2 separate regions of the Homo sapiens genome follow, and region 2 is linked to region 1. Evidence: chromatin loops called from intact Hi-C (ENCODE). Cell type or tissue: Calu3. All regions are shown on one strand. Region 1 overlaps EXOC4 (exocyst complex component 4). Region 2 overlaps EXOC4 (exocyst complex component 4).

What was found. Hi-C counts contacts between places; a loop is a spot of excess contacts. Peaks named below come from ENCODE experiments on the same cell type or tissue, not always from the same donor. Only the 100,000 strongest peaks of a DNase experiment are listed, where the experiment ranks them.
Region 2: a loop joins it to region 1, with 4 times the contacts of the local background. A loop is called at or near these places in 3 of 110 quality-filtered maps.

The regions. Positions count from the first base shown.
Region 1 is chr7:133,742,947-133,750,946 of GRCh38, reverse strand. The region is part of intron 10 of EXOC4 (exocyst complex component 4); the gene reads right to left. Among named protein-coding and RNA genes, the nearest start is that of LRGUK, 380 kb to the left of the region's middle. RefSeq lists an enhancer at 1-475. In Calu3, a CTCF peak has its summit at 7,823; a DNase peak (open chromatin) is centred at 4,426.
Region 2 is chr7:133,567,909-133,575,908 of GRCh38, reverse strand. All of the region lies in intron 9 of EXOC4 (exocyst complex component 4), which reads right to left. Among named protein-coding and RNA genes, the nearest start is that of MIR6133, 280 kb to the right of the region's middle. In Calu3, no CTCF peak of the experiment used is centred here; no DNase peak of the experiment used is centred here.

The DNA of each region.
Region 1 (8,000 bases):
ATTTCAGGAAACTTTATCTTCTCCAAAAATGGGTCTTTGTAAGTTTTCCCATCAAAAAAGTTCAAGGCTGGGCACAGTGGCTCATACCTGTAAGCCCCAACACTTTGGGAGGACAAGGTAAGAAGACAGCTTGAGCCCAAGAGTTTGAGACCAGCTTGGGCAACATAGGGAGATCCCCTATCTACAGAAAATAAACTGTATTATTTGGGCATGGTGGTGTGAGCCTATGGTCCCAGCTACTTGGGAGGCTGAGGTGGGAGGGTCACTTGAACCAGGAGATTTGGGTTGCAGTGAGCCATGACTGTGCCACTGTGCTCCAGCCTGGGAGACAGAATGAGGCCCTATTTCAAAAAAAAAAAAGGTTAAAAACAAGTCCATAATCCCCTCACACAACAGTTACTCACGTTCTCTAGCAGCACACTACCTACACCATAGTTTTAAAGCTGGATTCCTCACAGCATGAAGCACCACAGGCATTCTGCTTTACATATATATTCATTACAGAAGAAAGTGAGCTACCAATGGTGCTCTGAATCTCCGATTAGGGAACACCATATAAAACCAAAAGAGTGTAAGACCTATTAAGGAAATGGAGTTCAATGGATACCCTGAAAAGTGTTTCAGGTCAATGATCCTTAAACACATCGAGATCTAAATATGCTTGAAATATCAAGCACATTTCCATCCATGATCATGACAATGGCTCACTGTTAAGGACACACAGAATCCAGAGTCTTCAGGGAAAGGAGACAATGGGAAGTGGATGTAGTGGAGAAACAGAAGCCCATGTAATCTGAGTCCTCAGATAATTCTAATATACAACCTCCCTTCTCTGCTTATGACCCAAGAAAAACACATTAGGCCTTGTACCATTCCTTCACTTCTGCTAAATTTAAAGCAATCCCATTTTGGTCTCAGTGGCTTATCTGCTTAGAGTTCATGGCACCAAAATCCACTGGTTAAAAAAAAAAAAAAAAAAAAAAAAAAAAAACTGCCAACCACCTTTAGGAAGCCCAATAAGGGAGAGCAGAATATCTTAAACAAGTGTTAGGGTTCGTCTTCTACTGAACCTCAAGGTACTGTAAAAGGAGAAGCAATTTAGCTTAGAAAAATAATTGACCATTGGTTTGATGTTAAGATACTAGTTCATATCATGCTCAGTGCTTGAATTGAAATTTTAGACACAATATTATTCCTTTGAAGTTTAACAAGATTAGGTTTACTTATGACATAGATTGAACAAGCTCAAAACAGGCCAGGCCTGGTGGCTCATGCCTGTAATCCCAGCACTTTAGGAGGCCAAAGTGGGTGGATCACCTGAGGTCAGGAGTTGAAGACCAGCCTGGCCAACATGGCGAAACCCCATCTCTATTAAAAATACAAAAAATTATCTGAGTGTGGTGGTGCGCCCCTGTAGTCTCAGCTACTCCGGAGGCTGAGATATGAGAATCACTTGAACCTGGGAGGTAGAGGTTGCAATGAGCCGAGATCATGCTGCTGCACTCCACAATGAGAGACAGAGTGAGACTCTGGCTCAAAAAAAAAGACTCAAAACAATTAAGTCACATTTTTAGAGTTCTTCATTCTGATTATGCGGAAAGCTTTTAAATATGGGCCACCATCCATCAGGACCCAGAGATATGGATAAAATTGTAAAGTAGGCCATCTGGGGGAATATCTCTCCTTTCCATCATCCCTTCAGGCTCCAGTGAAAAGCCTATCACAGAGGGCAGTGATTCTCAAACAAAAGAGCAGGGCACCTAAATCTCCTGAATTTAATTTCCAAGTAATGAAGTTCCCTTAGATTACTAATAGTGAGTTATATGTACGAATGCAAGCACAAAAGTATTTATCTCTCATGTATGAAAACAGGCAGCAACTGTCCAGGCTCCTGAGCCTATTTTTACATGTTGCCTATCCACTGAAATCCTTGAAGCCAAGTACTTATCTTTGTGCAGTCTGAGGCTGCTATCTTAAGAAGGGCCTGTCTGCAAGGTTGGCCTTGGAGTAGCATTTGGGAACTAGGGTTTTGGAAGTGAGCTTACCTTTCCCTGACTGATAAGGGTAGTTTCCTATGCTAGACTGTGCAAATAACATGGTTTATGCCAAATACCTGATTTCCTTCTGGAAGTCTGAAATTTTGGTTTATGCTAGTGAGAGAGTTGCTGACGTGACCAGGTGACAAGTCCCTTATCTTAGGCACTGAATCTCTCGCAAATGCTGCATTTTTGTCTGTTGGGGAAGACTGTGCTCTATATGACCCTCTCAGGGAAGGGAGAGAGCACAGGAAGCCTGTACATGGATTTCTCTAGACCTCAACACCTGTGCTTTTTCCCCTTGTTATCCAGTTGAGTAACCTTACTACCTCACTGTAATAAATCATAGCCATAAATAAAATTACATGCTAAGGTTCCATAAGTCCTTCTAGTGAATCTCCAAACCTGGGAGTAATTTTGGGGACCCCAGTGCAACTCTGCAATGCCTAGGCAATCTGGGCCTTCATGTGGTTCCTCTCATCCCTGGGGCTCATTGATTGATAGGCTTCACTTTCCCCATGTTGAAACCTGCCTAGCTCATACTCTCCTAGATTACTGATACAGTGTGTTAGTGAAGAAGGGTCACTGTAGAGTTCTAAGATCTAAGGTCTTTCTTCAAAACTGTATCATTCTTGAAAAAAAATCCTCAGGTTCATTGTCTAAGCCAAAGTATTAACTATCATGGTAGAAATCTTAGGCCAGGTAGAAAGATGACAGGTCAATAATTGATCAGTGAAAACAAAAATCTGGGGGCAATACAGGCTTTGCAGTGTCTCTGGTCATAATACACCAGCAGCTCTTAGATCTGCAAATAGGGCTGGTCTAGCACAAAGATTTAGGTATATGCCCCCGGGAAGAGAAAATCTACTGGTCTGCTAGTCTTTGTGACTGTTTAGATTCTCCTTTTTCAGTATGAGACAGGGAGCAAAAAGCTAATGAGACATTCTGAATCTGAAAGACCAAATCTTCGATCAGGATGTAGATGTTGCAATTATGTGATGGTACGGATAGGCAAGAAAATAATTGATATTCTCCCTGACTGTTGTGTTTTTCTTGCTGAATAATACAGATTTAAAACACTGTCTCAGAATAGGAGCAGTTATGTTGGCGTGGGGATGAAGGAGCGGGGAGCAACAGAGTGGCTAGGAAGTCAGGTTATATGGTCAGTTGGATCCTCTGAGGAGCAAAACAGCTCAAATCACCTTTATTTTTTGACAAGGGTAAATGAATACACCAAGGTCAGAAAGGTACATCACCATCATCATTTTACCAACATACACTTCAATGTACACGCATTTCAAAATCAATTCACAAATTATTTCATTTGATACAGCATATCAATTTCTATGACTATTTCTAGTGTGATTTTAAATAAATGTTACTATATACTATAATATTAGTCTTCTTGGCGTTCTAACCACAAGTTAAACATGCCAAGTTTATTCCCTGTAAGAAAAATAAAATAACAGTGATAGTGACCACCATCCCCAACAGTACTACCACTGCCATAAGAAAAATTCAACCTGTACCATTTATTCCTTCTACTCAGCGTACAGTTGTCTTTATTCTGGACTACATTACTTTCAATAGTAATTACTTTTAGGTGTGTTCGCTGCAATACTTTCCAATATTATATTAAACAACAGATCTTAATATAGAGCAATAATAGCATGGTATTTCAGAAAACTGAAGATACTACCAACTTGGAGTTAAGGGCTCAGAAAAGTCTCAGACCTTCAGAGTAACAAAATGCTACTGGAAGATTCATTATGCACATCTAATTACGTCACTTCAACCAAAGATTCAGAGAAGTGGATGTTTTTCTAAGTGCTGCTTCAAACAACATACCTTTTGTCTGGACCTAATTCCTAACATTCCCCAGGTGTAGTTGTACTACTAGTATTACCCAGTCAATAAACACCAGTCTGAACCTCTGACTTTCCTCAAGTTATTTCCTTCTCTCTTTCTCTCATCTCCTGTTTTTGCTTTCTCTAAAGTCCTTCAGTGAGACCCTCTTTAGAAAAGAGAAAACGCTGCCCTGACTCATAAGGATCATGGTAGAATTTCCTGCTGTCAGTCTGGCAGTTGAATGAGGAATCACGAGAAAGATGGGCTGCATCTCTGGCTTTGAAATTTTTTAGTAACAGATGAGAAGGTTTCTGCATTCTGTTTGAATTTTCTCTGTATGAACCTGTGTGTATCGTTACAATCCTATTTCACTGAAGTTTCATCTTTAAAAATGAGCACTGAATTACAGAGCTAACAGAAAACCTTATGAACCTCAACAACGAATGCCAAGGCCAAGTTTTACTGGAAAGCAAAGTCTCTGGCAAAGAAACACGTATTCCTCTCACTGGCATATCTGCAGGTAAGTTACATGTAACCCAGCCTTAGGCAGAAATGCACTGTGGCCCAGTGAGTCAAAGCATACTAGGTAGAAACTCTGGCACTGGGATAATTAACACAGAGTAAACCACTAAAGGAATCTGTGAGTTCATTAATCATGCTACAATTTTTGGAATTAAAAAAAGGGATATTTCCTCACCTACAATAAGGCTTTAAGGTAACATTTAACTAGCAAAGTAACGAAAGTTCTTTATGTCACTTGAAACTAACTATCCTAATCAAAAAGGAAGAGCTTTAGTTTGTGTAAAACAGAATAGGGGAAAATTAAATATACCTAGGATTTTCTCAGACTGATTAAAAGCTAACAAGAAAAACATCAAAAAGTTAAAATAAATAAAGGCTGTGAGTTGGAATGGCCACTTCTAAAAACAAAACAAAACAAGTGAACATGTAATATGAGAAATTTTTTCTTCTTCTTTGATACTTTACCATGAACTATAGGGTAATACTTTTAAGGTTACCTATTTTAAGCCTTTAACAAAGCTGAGCTAATGTTTTAAAAATAGCCTTTTTAAAAAATGTTGTAACAGGGATTTTCTGTTAATATGACTGAAAAACACAGAAAAGTAAGAGGTAAACATATTCACTTAACACGTACTTATTGAAGAGAAGTCTTGTGCCAGACACTTGGCATTAGACACAATATATAATGGTAGAAAAAGATTGACTTGAGTCCTTTCTCATTTAAAACATACATGCTAGAAGGAGAGACCATCAAAACCAACTAAATAGACCAATACTATAACTGTGGATTGTGATAAGTAACCCAAACAGGAAAAAAAAAAAAAAAAAAAGAGTAACAGGAGGCAATAGTTCTAAAATAAACCATAATTAATATTTTGTCCTATTTTATTCCAGTCTTTTCAAAAATGTTTAAATGCTTGTTTTAATAGCTGTGATCACGTCACTTTATATCCTGTTTCTTAAAGTTCTCTCATGAACATTTTCTGTATCATTACACATACCTTACAGACATAATTTAATAAGTTTTTGTTATTAAATAGGTTAACATTTATTTATAGAACACTGTGTACAAAATACTTCCTATATGTTAGTCATTTAATATTGATAACAATGCTAGAAGATAGATACTTCTATAATTCTCATTTTATAGATAAAATTAGACAGTAAGTTTAAAGAACTTACTAAAGATTATATAATTAATTAAAAGAACAGTTGAGATTCAAACCAGGCAGCTGTACTCGAGTGTAAGCTCTTATTACATAACTACACTCTACTGCCTTAGTGCTTGCATAATATCCCATCATTCTTATTTGGTATTTGGCACACAAACTTTCTATAGGGTGAAAATCAAAACGGTAAAGACAAAAAATATGGAGTGACAATGGAAGCAACAAAAATAAAAGAAAAAAGGCAGAGCAGTAGAAAGAACCTTTCCTGGGAATGATTAAATAAAAAGGATCAAGAAAGGGGAGAAAAAGTGAACTTTCAAAAATTATCTCCTTGGCAAATTTCTAGACATTGCTGATCCAGAAGTGATTATGCATTTGGAATAACTTTTTTTTAAGTAAAAAACACAAATGCTTATTATGTACTAGTTTCACCATGAAATCATCAGCTAGAACCTTCTATACGCTTGGGATCATGAGCAAAAAGCAGCAAAAATGTAGCGATCAGCTTTGTCCAGGTTTGGCTGCATGTGCAATTCATTGGCCTTAGCTAAAGGGTGTATAGAATCAAGCATTTTCTGCGAGCCTCGGTACAGTCTTATAAAAATGACAGAGCCAAGTCACCAATCAGCAAAGGTTTTACTTGCTGGAGGTTTTACAGACAGCAGGGATTCACACATGCAAGCTTAACCAGTGGTGGAATAATATAAAGCCATTTGTGGCATTAAAAATAATTAACAACAGTTCTCATCAAAGCTCTAGTACTATCTGTGCTTCCTCATCTTAACTTTTCAATGCCTTTGGGCATGTACATTTAATTCAATACTCTTCTATCTCACTCTCCCAAACCAACAACTCTATCATCAGTTAGATTTTGGGTTCACTGAGTTAATACCAGCTTCGTACATTTCTTCTTCCCCTAGAGAGGCTTTCTTTTAAACATCAAGTAAAAATCGTAATGAAAGGTTTGTGCTTTTAAATCAGACTCTCCTGGATTCAAATCCTGGCTCTATTACTCACTTTTGATTAACAAACTTAGGAGGGAAGGAGGGGAGGTTCAAGGGGGCAGCGGTGATGAGGGGCAGAGTTAAGAGTTTGCTATATTTCCTGTACCTAAGATGTCTTCTATAATGCCTTGTACATAGGTGCTCAATAAATATCTTCATATAATATGCCCCATATCTACATTTTCTCTGAACATTTAACAAGATCTAATTCTCTTCCACATTTTTTTTTTTTGCCTCCAGGAAATGTGTACCTGGCAGATGTTTAACAGCTATATATCAGCAATGAATGAAATGATGTTGGTACATAATTTGGTTGTAAAGTTTATAAAGTACTTTGAGCTGACAGAAATAGTGCAAATGAAGACTGTAAATGAACATAAAAAATGAAATCTCTCTCTCAGTAGCCTATCCTTCCTCCTCAGAGTTCTCTCTCCAAAACTAGGAAATCCTCTGGTTTTCTCCTTCCCCTAGGAGGCAGACACACCAACCTACTAAGCAGCAGTGAGAAGCAGGGTGGCTCTGATGTATTTAGAAGATTTCACAGCATCAGGGCACGAAAACACCCAAGTAGCTCAAAACCAAAGATTAGACTCCTTCACACAATGTGTGTGGCTTGTTGATTAAGCCTCACTAAATGGACAGTGATCTCTAGCAATTATGTCCATAAAGAACAATGGCCCAAGTATGGCCCACAATGGCAACCATGGGGGGGTTTTGACTAATTTCATGGTTTCATAAAGGATGGCATCTAGTTTCCAAACATATCCTGATGTTTTGGGGAGAAATCCATTCGCTATCTTCCTCTGGAGCTTTAATTTAATACATGACATGTCATAGTGCTTTTGAGTGGGCTACTGCCAGTAGTACAGAAACTGATGACATGAAACAGGTACCAACAATGGCACAGCTGCTAAGGGGTACATTTAAATCAACATCTATTCTTCCCATGCCATCATGCAAAGCCCCTTTTACTGCTCTAAAACAAATACAGCTTAATTTTATTTCCTGCTTGGCTTTGTATAATTTTGACATGTCCTCAGTCAAACACGACCCAGGCCCTTCAATCAGGGCCTTCAATCAGGCCCTATTTTTCTGGAGATGGGAAAACAAGAGGAAGCTAAAGTAATTATTGAAAACCCATAAGCAGCAGCTTTAGCCTAATTACCTTGACTTTTCCTTTTAATTTTTCTATCGATTGTCTCTTGTTAATATACAAGTATTGACTGAGCTAGTAGAGCCTGGTGCTACTATGATAAGAACAGATGCCGCTGGGAAGTAAAATATAATTATGAGACCCAATATTCTGTTCTTCTTTTTCAGAAGCACACATGTACAGTACAGACTTTGGTTTAAGAGCCTCTTAAGAACCACCAGCAGCACCTACACAGCAAGAATCTTTGTTAAACGTCTTTGCTGTCTGT
Region 2 (8,000 bases), 180 kb after region 1:
TCAACCACATGTAGTCCTCCTGCCAAAAGAAATCAGAACTGAGGAATGCAAAAACAGACTGGCCTTATGGGACCAAGGAGAGGTTCATTTAAGATGAACCTGGAGATGAAGAAAAGAAAGGGGAAAATCAGAGAAATGTTATAACCACTCATCAGATATTTCTGAATTGTATACCACTGGGCATCAGGGAAGCCAGGGAGGAGAGAGGCACCACTATGATTTAAACCCTCTTTGCTTTGCTGTGCTTATTACAATGTTAATTTCAAGAAATGCTCTACTCATTACCAGAACTGGTTCTCTTCGGACAATGAACATGCCACATACCAGATGTGCTCCTCTCTAGAATTGTCCCATTACCCTATCCTACCATCATAGCAGAATTTTTAAATCAACAAACTATTTCAATTCAATAAATATATTAAATGTTTTCACCATCTAAAGCAGTATTGTATACGTTATAGGTCCACAATTATTTTTTAACTGGGTGGGGGACTATTTTAAAGTTAGTGTTCTAAAAATTACAAACCAATACCTCTCTTGTGCACTTTTTGATGGATTATGCCTTCTAGTCTAGAACTAAAATCTTATCACCACTATCACCACCATGGTAAATAAATGTGTGCTGAAGTATACAGTATATAGAATGAACCAGAAACAGGAGAGACAAGCATTAAGTGTACAGTAACTCAGGTTTCAGGTGATGAAGACTCGGACAATGTGGTAGCAATGAAATTAGGAAGCCACAAGGGGTAACTCTAAGCTAAGAAGGAAATGACGAGAAAAAATGAATACATTCTGACTTCTTTTGGGGAAAAAAAAATCAATTTAAAACTTCCATAGCTGTGAATTGAATGCATCTCTTTTCAACACGTGTGTATTATCATAATTATCTGATCCTGTGGAGCACATCACCAATACAGATAATATAAACGCATATGAAACAATCAGGTCATCTGTTTCACAAACAGTTTCATTTGTATTACAATATCCCATCCAAAAATTTGTTTGTAACAGGTTTGTCATCAACGCTGAAGATAAAGGACACTCTTAACCGTTAAGAGGTTTCAAATCTTCACCAAATAGCATCTCTGCAGGTGACAACTTTTCGGATGTATCTGGGTGCAACGGACAAAGTTATAATGAGAAAGATCATGAAGAGAAGAAGAGGAGAGTAGCCAGCATGAGGTGTAAGTATGATATTCACAAGAGTGAGAAAATTTACATTTCTGAGAAGCAATGGTCATGCTGACCACGAGCTTCATTCTTCATTCGTGTAAAGAACAGATACTTCAGGGTCAAGGCAGCTATCAGTGGTTGCAGCTCAGCAATCCTCTAGACAAAGTGACTGGCTTATACACACACAAAGTACGCTGACCTGAATTATCCTTTAGAGAAATATAACAATTTACCCAGTCCCAAAATCAGGGCAAGTAACAAATGTTTTATTCAGTGTCTATTAAGTAAAAAGAACAAGAGAAAATGTCTACCCTCAAGAAGCAAACCCCTTAGTGAAGAAGCTTATAATCTAGATTCAATCTAATTCATTCCCTAAATATCTAAGAAAGCAAGTAAGTGTGTGCATTTTGGTGTATGTGTAAACATGTATGTATATAGAGTTCATATTTATATAAATCATATATAATTATACATGAGTATATGATTATGCATGTATACATATACATGCATGTACACACATACGTGTGCACAAACATACACACACACTCTCTTTTCAAGAGCCAGAGCTACTTCTTATATATATTACACACTTTCTACTTACATCAGATATCAGTCATAAATAATTAATAATTACAAACTATTAATAAGCACAGCAACTTATTAGCAGTCTTACTTAATAACTCATGATATTAAGAAGCACTGTGAGAATACAAAATGTTTTAGATATACTAAATAATAACTGGAAAAAATAACATGTAACCAAAGGTATTTTAAGATTTCACAAAGCTGAAGAATCTCTCTACACAGTAGAAATACATGAAGTCCCCAACATTGTTAATTTGTACTTAACACAGGAACCTACAATGCTGACAGCAATGAATCAAACCGTAGGCTGGCAGTTAAAGACCTGGCTTGGCAAGGTGCAATGGCTCATGCCTCTAATCCCAGCACTTTGTGAGGCCAAGGTGGGAGGATCACTAGAGGCCGGGGGTGGAAGGTTGTAGTGAGTGAGCTATGACCATGCCACTGCACAACAGAGCCTGGACAACAGAGAGAAACCTTGCCTCAAAAGAAGAAAAGAGAGGAGGGGAGGGGAGAGAGGGGAAGGAAGGAAAGGAGGAAAGAAAGAAGACGTGACTGTAAATGCACCAAGTTCCACAGGACTGTATACTTTGGGGCGTATTACCACAGCTTTCCAGGTACCTGACTCCCCATTACAGAAGCTGCCTCTGGTGATACCTCAACTAAATGGGCCTAAGTAGAGGACCAGAGATGATGACTTATCAGAGAAGGCAATGAGGTGAGTGAAGGGCTATCCTAAGCATACTATCTGGCGCTGAAACTGGTTCTTCCTCTATTCTTCTAAGTAGCATCATGGTTTATCTGCACTGGTGCCCAAAAGATCTGGTGCCTATTTATCTCTGTCAATAGCTAGTCAATTCACCTCTCCAGAACTAAGTTTTGCCATTCTGTAAAAATGCGGTTGCTTCCATCTCTAACAATATACATAAAGTGGTAAGTATCCTATATATCACAGATTAGTATTTTTTTGTTTGTATTAATCAGACAACTCCACAGAAACATATTAACTATACACAAGATCTAACTATTCATGTATTACCACTGCTATACATGACCACATCCTTTTATTTGTTTGTTTTAGAACTGGTATAGTTTCAAATTACCTATATATAGTAAGTGCTTTGCCATATGGTTATATCCTGAAACATAATCTTAGAATCTGGATAGTGCTTTCTGGTGAATGGAAGACGTCTAACTCAAAAATTCAAAAATAACAGACTCTTTTCCCCAAGCAATCCTCATTTTCATAGTGGGAAACTAAGATTATTAAATTGAAAACTGTCTAGAAGTTTCAAATGAGAAGCTGGTCATAAGCCTTTTTAAATCACTATAGACCATATTCAGATATCACTATTCTTGGACTATTAATCAGCAATCACAATCATGCTGTTTCAGTGGAATGACATTTAAGGACCCCAAAAGCTTCCCTGGAATGCCAACGGCTCTTCAATTCAATAATGTATCTACACTAAAGTTTATCATTTCATGAAAGCGATTTTTGTTATGCTGGAAGGAATTATTTTTATGTATTTTTTTGCTTGTACTTCCTTTATTCTGCTGTAACCTTTCAAATGCTAGAAATCTTTCCTGTACACACAGGAAGACTATCAATTTTTTTAAAAAAAAATTATATTGTTCAAAGTAAAACGATTATAGAAGCAACTTGGATATTTATTATTCTTGATTTATTTTTTTTATATTGAATAAGCTTTTACAAGTTTTTTTCCCTAAGCTTATTGATTTTTCAGTTCCAGTCATCTTTTCCAGTTCATGTTTTAGCCTGTTCAATTATTCACTACTATGATTCAGATTTACTGTTTGCCTTGGTGCAAATTTGGAGGAATTGACAAAGCATTTCAGACAAGAATCTGAGTTATTCCAATAAGCTGTAACAATGTAGAAACAAAAGTAAACAGACTGGGGTGGTGCAGTAAAGAACCTCTAAGCACAAGTATGACCATCCAAATAATTGCCTCCTTTCTTTGATACCTATTGACACTTAAATTCTTTATTCACAAACACTACCACACTTTCATTACAGTCATTGTATATTTTGTATACACCACTGTATATTTTCACCCAGTAACTCACTAACAAAGAAAATCCCTGTGCCTACCTTCCCAGCAAATACTAATTTTTCATTAACCTTCTGCTATGGTTTCAAAGTATCCCTTTTAAAATTCCGGTGTTGCCAATGTGACGATATTAAGACCTAGTGCCTTTCGGAAGTGATTAGGCCATGAGGGTCCTCACTTATGAATGAGATTATGTTACTTAGAAAAACAAAATTATTGCAGCTTTCAGCTCTTTTACTCTTCTGCCTTTCACCACGTCAGGACCCCTGAGTGTCCTCCTCACTGGAGAATGCAGCTCTTACCAGACAGCCAAACAGCCAAACCTGTCAGCACCTTGGTCTCAGACTTTCCAGCCTCTGGAACAGTGAGAAAATTAATCTTTTTTTTTTTTTTTTTGCTTTGAGGCAAAGTCTCACTCTGTCATCCAGGCTGGCATGCAGTGGTGCCATCTTGGCTCACTGCAACCGCTGACTCCTGGGTTCAAGTGGTTCTCATGCCTGGCCTCAGCCTCCCAAGTACCTAGGACTACAGGCGCATGACACCATGCCTGGCTAAGTTTTTGTATATTTAGTAGAGATTCACCATGTTGGCCAGGATGGTCTCAAACTCCTGACCTCAGGTGATCCGCCTGCCTCAGACTCTCAAAATGCTGGGATTACAGGCATAAGCCACTGGGCCTGGCCTAAATTTCTCTTTTTTATAAATTACTCAATCTGTGGTATTTTGAGAAATTGGCACAAAAGGGTGAAGACACGTTTCTTCATTTTTATTAGTAATTTCCACACTCACTGGCTCCCTTCTGTCTGATGTCATTTGATCAGACAAGGGCTCCCTTTCAAGTTAAGCCCCATCAAAGGGGCTTATTGCAACACAGTTCTGAAACTTTTCTCTCCTCCTCTAAACCATTACATGATCTAGAGCTACATAAGTAATCATTTAATAATCACTTTAAAAAATATCGTTCTTTAAATCTGTTTATAAGTTGTATCTTCTAGAAGATTCTAAGTTACTTAAAGGCAGAGTTTGAAATAATTGTAAATTCCACTGTCACGGAAGATAAGGCCACCCAGGTTGCTCAACAGGAGTAAAGATGGGATACCAATACTTAAATCACCATTGATAATCAGTTCTAAATTAAATCAATTTTCAAATATTAAGTAGCACAGTCTTACTTCTTTAAAATGCCTAATTAAAGCTGGCTCATGCTGGACAATTTTACTTCTTATTAATAAACACACATCAGCCTAAGAACTGGCATCATGTTGATTTTAGATGCTTCTTAAATCTTGTTCCAAACCTCTAGGTAGAGTGAGTCACTTCAATTTCTAGAATGCGAAAAACCATACATCAAAAAAAAATATTGAGGAGTGGATAAGAGTCCTGGTTTCCCCATTTCCTACATGTGTGACCTTGGATATTTAACTTCTATGTATTTCAGTTTCACGCATGACATGGTCTAGCCTTCTCAAAGTGTGCCTGCCACAAGAGCCATCTGCATCTGAGATTCTTGGGCTCATATCCCAGACCAGCTAAATCAAAATCTCTGAGGTTGGAGATCAGGTTATCTGCACTTTTCCCAAGAATCACACATGGTACACTGAGAGCTGAAAACCACGATGGTGAAAGAGCACGACATGTGCTGAAAGAAAAGCAATGAAACAAGACAGAAAACCTGCCTGTTAATCTCTGCCACCAAATTTGCTTTGTACACACAGAAAAATTACTTCTTTAGGTTTCACTCTCCTACTATAAAATAATGTGACTAAACTGGATGATCACTAACTGGTGAGACTGTAAGACCTCCAAGTCCCAATCTTCAGTCTAAAAAGCCCCGGCAGCCCCTCTTCCTGACAATATTAAAAGTGTACAGAGGCTCTAAATGCATGAGGTCATCTATTATACATTATATATTGACACTGTGCCAACTATTATACATTATATATTGACACTGCTAACTTCTGTATACCAAATTTGAACTGTCAAATATTTCCTGCTAATCCACAGCAGCCTCTCCTGCCAACTCACAATTCAATTTCGGCAGCACTGACATCTTGGTACAGAAGGGGCTAGGCAACTATGTGATATTTTATTGCGTTCCGCCATTATCTTATAAAAATTAGTGGCGAACAGAAAGACAAGTATGTACACTGGTGATAAGCCCAGATCTCATAAACATATTCCAACGGTGACAGAGATGTAAAATATAGAATCTGTAAAATACAGAATCTCTAGCAGAAGCCACACATTCACTGGAAGCAGCCTGGAAACCTGGGCATTTGATTACGAAGGAAAAGAATAATATTCATCTTCATGAATGAAAGGCAAAAGACTGTCAAAATTTGAAGGATAGTTAAATATTTTATACTTCTTTTGGTTCTCTGGAAACAAAACCCAACACTCCACCATTATGTGTGTGTGTCTTACACACACATACCTACGTATATACATTTGAAATATAATCCACACATCTTTCCTCAATATTATCTTCCTAATTCTTTACTCTCTCAGTAACACTGAATGAATGCATGTTTAATAATAAAGTTACATATCTACACTTGGTTTTTAAAAGACTTTCATATCTTTCTAGTTGAAAATAACTGCCTGCTTGTACCTAACATGGGAACTGTATTCACTTTCCTAAAGATTATGTCAACTTACACATTTTATCTTACTTTCAAAACTGAAGCGCTTCTCTTACTAGTCATGTCCTTTGGGCATATCTAACGTATTTGTTGTCCCTTGCATTAAAGTCCTCTACAGGACTGAAAATTCTTACTTGCTTTTATTGGCTGTACAAAGTATTATACATTCGTGGACATGATTAAATTTCTTTATTGTTATCACCTGGCAATTTATTCTCTCACCTTTCAAGTTATCTGAGGCTTTTCTTGCTTAATTATTAATCTGGCCTTTTAAAAAAAAATCTTTATTAATTATTCTTTTTTTTCTCAAAGGGAGTTCCAAAATCACACAGTTGGGAAGTTTGTGTTCTCATATTACTACCCTCTCCAACATCTTGAAAACTGACTCTCTCAAATTAGTTTTCTTAGCCCTATTTATTTGCTTACTTATTTTTACTTTGCTAAAAAATATCAGTAGAAAGCTGCCAGTCTTAACAAACGTGAATCATATCAGTTGATCTATTCACACGGTACATCAACATTCTAATTCAGACTGTATCTGTTCTTCTAAATAAATCCTTCAGTTTCATAAAACTAAACTGTTTTAAGATATTCCTGATTTCAAAAATGAGTGTGGTATAAATATTTCCTTATTCTGAGTCCTGTTCTTTCCCATACAAAGAAAGGATGAATCATTCCTGTCTATGCATTCCCAAACATCTCTACCATAACACTTCTTATGCTTTTTCATTCATTATTTGTTTTGGAAATCCTAGTCATCCAACTAAGTTTTAATATGCTCTATGAGGGACACCCACCTAATTTCCTGGTACATAAATGATACTCAATGAAAACTGGTTGAAATAGTGAAGTCATAAATAAAACAAACGCAAGGCAGAAGTCGAATGATTTCCTCATAACCTATGCCTAGATAATTGCCAAACAAATTGAAAATTTAAATGTAAAACAAACTATAAAAGTTATTTTAAAATTATGATAAAATTCCTCATTTATAACCTCAGCTGGTGGAAGTCTTTTATAACTGTGTCACAAATGTAGAATCCATCGAAGAAAAGTTTGTTATACTAAATAAAATAAAGATTAAATATTTCTGCATGGCAAAAATTATGCTAAGGAAAGCCAAAGTATAAATGGGAAAAAAATTGGAAGCTCATATCTCAAATTGCTGTATTCCCAGATTAAAAAAAAAAATCCTAGAAATCAGTAAGGGGGAAAGAAGAGGCAACTGAAAATTACTCAAAATAATATGAGGAGACAGGTTGCAGAAAAGGAAATATAAAAAGTTCTTCAATATATGAAAACGTGCAATCTCACAAGAGAAATATAAATTCAAACTAAAACATTTTTACATATCAGAATGGGAATGAGTCAAGAATTTGTTAACACAATGTATTGATAAGAATGTAAAGAATGAAGAACATTACTTGGTAAAAGTGTAAAATGGTACACTATGGTGGGCAGTATGGCAATGCTATGGCTTGAACATCTGCACCATAACTCATGTTGAAATTTAATTGCCATTGTA